Regions from separate parts of the Homo sapiens genome. Here region 2 is linked to region 1. A link is an interaction called in ENCODE POLR2A ChIA-PET data of the cell type or tissue named here. Cell type or tissue: PC-9. All regions are shown on one strand. Links, peaks and the distances in the headings refer to the core of each region. The heading gives the core; the rest is flanking DNA. Region 1 has its middle 47 kb from the start of GALNT7. Region 2 overlaps GALNT7 (polypeptide N-acetylgalactosaminyltransferase 7).

Evidence for each region. Peaks named below come from ENCODE experiments on the same cell type or tissue, not always from the same donor. Only the 100,000 strongest peaks of a DNase experiment are listed, where the experiment ranks them.
Region 2: POLR2A ChIA-PET joins it to region 1 with 5 read pairs; 2 of 35 experiments call an interaction of 5 or more read pairs at or near these places.

The regions. Positions count from the first base shown.
Region 1 is chr4:173,119,943-173,122,764 of GRCh38, forward strand. No RefSeq gene overlaps it. Among named protein-coding and RNA genes, the nearest start is that of GALNT7, 47 kb to the right of the region's middle. In PC-9, for the core only: no CTCF peak of the experiment used is centred there; a DNase peak (open chromatin) is centred at 1,229.
Region 2 is chr4:173,181,107-173,183,928 of GRCh38, forward strand. The region is part of intron 1 of GALNT7 (polypeptide N-acetylgalactosaminyltransferase 7); the gene reads left to right. Among named protein-coding and RNA genes, the nearest start is that of GALNT7-DT, 13 kb to the left of the region's middle. In PC-9, for the core only: no CTCF peak of the experiment used is centred there; DNase peaks (open chromatin) are centred at 855 and 1,405; H3K27ac peaks cover 2,181 bases.

The sequences.
Region 1 (2,822 bases), core at 100-2,599:
CTCAATTTTTCAGGTCCTTTTATTATAAGGAGGCAATAATTCATGTTCACTTGGCTTGTCTGTCCAGACTTGCGTGTCTGTCTGACTCATGCCTTTCACCCAGTCTTGGTTGGGCTGACTTTGAGCCTTCTCATTACTGGGCTTATATGGTCCTAATTACACGTTACTGGGGTACACACAGAAATCACCAATTAGTTTTTGACTTTAAACAGATCACTTACCTCTCTGGGGTAAGTGATTCATGCAATTGTTTTCCAATCGACTTTTTAGCATCTTTTGCACACCTAACCAAATGTTGGGAATTCTACAATTAATATGACCCAGCCCTGCCTTCCAGGAATAATAGGGAAAAGCAGAGAGGCAAATAACCACAGATAGGTAAAAGTCCATGTAAATGAAGAGAAAAAGACAGCCTTGAAAGAGTATGACCACAGGTTTGCCAAATCCCTTTTAAACTCTAAAAATATACCACTCCAATGGAAAGAAAGTAATTTTTTCATGATCTGAGGTACTGTATTTAGATTTCCTCCTCAAAAACACTGAAAAATAGGGATGGAACTTGGAAATATGTAATGTGGGTTGACTCGTATATTCCCCAAAATACAAGCCTCCCAAGGTGGTCTGGAATTGCCACCAACATTTGGACAGCAGGGGTGGGGATGTTCCTGTCAGTGTCTGCCACATGGGAGAGTTTCATGAATATTTGGTGAATTAACTAGTAAATAATTAGCAGACATAACAGACCAAAGTAGAGGAAACTGTATAGCTTTTTTTTGTTGGTATGGATTTGGCAAAGGCTAAGACATGGGAAATGTGACTCTGGGGACAACAGTGGAGCATGAATTCCTTGGGACATGAACTTGGGCCGTTATTCATCCTGCTGTGTTTCCAAAGCTGATTTTCCAGCAAAACAATAATAATAATAATAATAATAATAATAATAATAATAATAATAATGACAACAACTTAGCAAGCTTGGAGATAAGTTACCAGAACTCATAGAGTTACAGATTAATGCTTCGGCCTACAACAAAGTGAAACATTTTTCAAACATAGAATATGCATTTACCATTAAGCAGGCCTACCACAATTCTATGTAGACATTTAAATTTTGGCAAATCATTTACGATGTCTGTAAGTTTCAGACATGTGTAAGAAGGAGCAATGACAGACTTCTCTGTGGTATGCATTGCCTGCTTCAGTCAGTCCAGTGACATTCTGGGCTTCCAGGTGTGGCAATCAAGCAGGAAGTGTGCTGGGAGGGTCACAGCATAAGGCAGCTGCCCGGGGAGCAGATTCAAAGCACAGCTGTTTGGCTCAGAGAACAGCAGATAGGAAGAACACTTCTGCCTGCTACAGAAATCAGCTGGGATATCTGCTATTCTTGCAAATTGGTCTATATTAAATACGTAATTCAGAAACTAAAATTAAAACTAAAACGAAGCCACAATTTCTGGAGCAATCTTCAAACATTCCAGTCATAGCAGCACTTCTTTTAATACAGCCAGCTATCTTTTGAGGCTAAAAAGGAATTTCCTCTAAGCAGAAAAGTCTGAAGAGAGTTCTTCAAAGATCCTTGAGGGGAGCTCATCTGATAGCAGGAAAGGAAAGTTCAAGATGCCTCAGAGACTACATGTATGGAAAAATACTTTACACTGTCAAGGGGAGAGGAGGTCATCTTAGATGATACATGAGAATGCAGTATCTAGGTAGAAATCCTGCTCAAAACTAAAAGAAGAGTATGTAAAGCTATAACCTTGTAAAATAAGGACTCAAGAATGTGTGTGTGTGTGTATGTAATACATTATATATATGATTGCACATATATTAAAGGCAGGGGTGATGTCCAAAATATTTAACAACTGCTGTAACAATATACAGTGATCAATGGCCTTAGTTTGTCTGGAACTAAGGGCTTTTCTGGGACATGGGAATCTCAGTGTTAAAACTGGGACACTCCTGGGCAAATTGGGATGGTTGCTCACCCCAGGCACTAATCAACTGCAATACATGCTAGCAATACACAACCAATGTGGCCTTAATAACAACACACCTGATCTCTCATCCTTAATACCTGAGGATGTTTGTACAGGATAAGCCCTGGGAACCATGCAGTCTTGCATTTCTCCAAATTGCTCATGCATTTGCCTGCCTCTGTGCCTTTGCACACACTGTTCCCTCCACCTAGAAAATCCTTTCCTGACTTGGCCAACCCCTGTCACTTCCTGCAAGAAGACTTCCTGGCCCTTCAAAAACTATATTAGGCACCTCCCTGAAGGTCATCCCTAGGACTCTGTATTTACTCCTATATTTAGAATTTTGGAGGAAAAGATAAAGCGGAAACATAAATCCAAAGAAGCAAGACTATGAATCCCAATTCATTTATGAATGAGGATGAGTGGGAGAGCAACTCCCCAAATTCGGAATCAAAGTAATTCAGTGACAGTTGGTAATGTTCTCCAGGAGGCCACTAAAGCTACTACGGTCTTTTGTTCATGCTGCCAGACCCTCCAGGCAGAGTAGAAAAGAATCTGAACCTGATGATTTTAGGCACAATAATGAAGACGAGATTTTCTGCAGGTGTTAACCAGAGTTCTGCTAATTAAAGAATTTCCTCTCCTCAAGTGATCCGCCTGCCTCGGCCTCCCAAAGTGCTGGGATTATAGGCGTGAGCCACCATGCCGGGCTCACAGTCAACTTGAGTTTGGCCATGAGCCAGATGAGGCATGGGTGTGAACTCAGGTGGAACCAGGTCAGGAATGGGGGAACACCCAAGGGACTGCATCAGTTAGGGCTTCGGCAGGAAATAAGTGGCATGCTCG
Region 2 (2,822 bases), core at 90-2,589, 61 kb after region 1:
AATAGAAATGACTGAAATTTTATTACTTTACACATGCAGATTTTTCTACTGTGGTAGATGTTCTTAAACTAAAAGATTACTGTCAAGATTGGAAATTTTTATCACTTAAAATATATAATTATATTTGAACATTTAAGCAGAAGATTGCTGGAATGGGGATATACAGGCCTGCAGTTTCGTTAACTGTTGCTCCCTGTGTGATGGCCTCAGAGGAAATTCTAAGTCCAGTGTTCGTCAAAGAGGCTGGAGAATGTTTCCCTTTTAGTGATCAGTGAAAATAAATTTGCTTACAGTCCAGGGAGATCATGGTAGTAGAGAAAAAAATACTTTAGTAAATAATTTTCTAAAATTCTCTATTCTAAAAATATACTAAGAAAGGATGATTTTTAAATACCTTGGTATTTTAAAGAAATACATTTTCTGTATGAAATTAAGATAACTCTATTCCTCTTCTTATAGCTAACATTTAGACTCTAAATCATGGCACATGTAACACTTCTATTTTAAAATAAATGTAGGGTACGTGAAAGCACAGTTGTTAACTTTGAAAATTTTGAAGAGTGGAATCACCTACAGACATAATAAAGCTGAAAATACCATGGCTTTTCCCAGGTCCTGCTGTTTGCTTAGCCTGAGAAAGGAACTGCCGGTATCATCCAAGTATTGGTCAAAATACATATATACTGTATGGTCATTCTCATATTATTTTTCCCAGTGTCCTATTTGAAAATCTGAGGAAGGTTTTAATGAATGCGGCTTCGTCTTACTTTCCATTAATTATGACTGCAAGAAGAGTACAGCCACTCTTGTTTGATCAGCCTATACACTATGACTAAATGGAAAGTGAATCACAGCCAGAGAGTCTAATAGTTTCACAGTGGTAAAATCATGTTTTGTAAGAAGCAGTTATCATCCTTGACCACCGCTCTGTTAACTGGTAACAGTAAGATAAAAGTAAATGTTAAAATCTTTCTTATATGTTGGCAAAAATCACTTCCTAAAGATAAATGAATGGCTTGAAACATTTATTCTTATTTGCAACTACTTCTTTAGCTTAAGTGACAGGTACTTATGTTTAAAAATAACATGTCTTGTGTAATGATTTATGATTCTGCATTTATAAATGCAGAAAGAATAACTAAAAGGAAGTTGTAAGTGTCAGTTAAGGAATAGATGCTTTTTTAAATATAGAAAATTAGAAAACTTAAGGTAAGAGCAAAAGTAATATACATTTGTTCAGTATTTTTGTTTTCTGGTGAATTGAGATACTTTTCCTACTATTCCTTTAATTCTTTTTAAAAATAACTACAATCTATTTTTTTCTCCCTTGGAACAGTGGATTCCTTTCTCTGATTATGAGGCCTGGAATTTGAGTGATTCATTGGTCAGTTTCTTTTGGGTTCCAGTGGGTGCTAAAAGTAAGAATGATTATTTTAAGGATAAAAAATGTCAGTTGTATATTTTATTGACTGCAGGTAGCTAGAAAAAGTAAACTTGCCATGTGGGCACACAGCGTGTTGCCTCTGAATGATGAGGCAAGCAGGTTACTCATAATACACACACACACACACACACACACACACACACACAGCGTGTTGCCCCGAATGATGAGGCTAGCAGGTTACTCTTAATACACACACACACACACACACACACACAGACACAACAGCGTGTTGCCTCTGAATGATGAGGCTAGTAGGTTACTCATAATACACACACACACACACACACACACACAGCTTTTTCTCTATGTACCTGATTCTTTTAAATTAAAGATAACCAAACCTTTGAATGATGAGGCTAGCAGGTTACTCATAATACACACACACACACACACACACTCTGCTTTTTCTCTATGTACCTGATACTTTTAAATTAAAGATAACCAAACCTTTGAATGGTGAGGCTAGCAGGTTACTCATAATCCACACACATAAACACACACACACACACACACACACACACACACACACACACACACACACTGCTTTTTCTCTGTGTACCTGATACTTTTTAATTAAAGGTAAAAGGTAACCGAACCTTTAACTCTTGAGCCAGTGATAATGAGAAAATAAAATTTCATTTCTAAAATTAGAGATAATGGAACTTAAAAAAAATGTGTTCTCTGTGTCATCTCTGTGCACCCCCTCCCACTATTCCTCTCACACGCTGCACTTTTTTTTTTTTTTTAAAGCTGCATTAATAGGCTGTTATATCCTTTGAAATACCACAGGTCTTGAGAGGGATGAATGATGAAATGTAAAGATCAGTGATTGAGCAGGAATGGGAGAAAGATTAGGGATTGGGTTTTCTGGCACAAGGCTCCTTTCTGTCAAAGGACTGCAAATTTTCCTGGGTTGACGTGGGCTTAATTTTTTTTTTTTCCCCAAGGCAGAAGAATTTTTCTTAGTACAGAACAAAATGGAGTCTCCTATGTCTACTTCTTTCTACACAGACACAGTAACAATCTGATCTCTCTTTCTTTTCCCCACATTTCCCCCTTTTCTATTCGACAAAACCGCCATCGTCATCATGGCCCGTTCTCAATGAGCTGTTGGGTACACCTCCCAGACGGGGCGGCCGGGCAGAAGCGCCCCCCCACCTCCCAGACGGGGCGGCGGCCGGGCGGGGTCTGCCCCCCACCTCCCGGACGGGGCGGCTGGCCTGGCAGGGACTGCCCCCCACCTCCCTGACGGCGCGGCTGGCCGGGCGGGGACTGTCCCCCACCTCCCAGACGGGGCGGCTGCCGGGCGGAGACGCTCATCACTTCCCAGACGGGGCGGCTGCCGGGTGGAGGGGCTCCTCACTTCTCAGACGGGGCG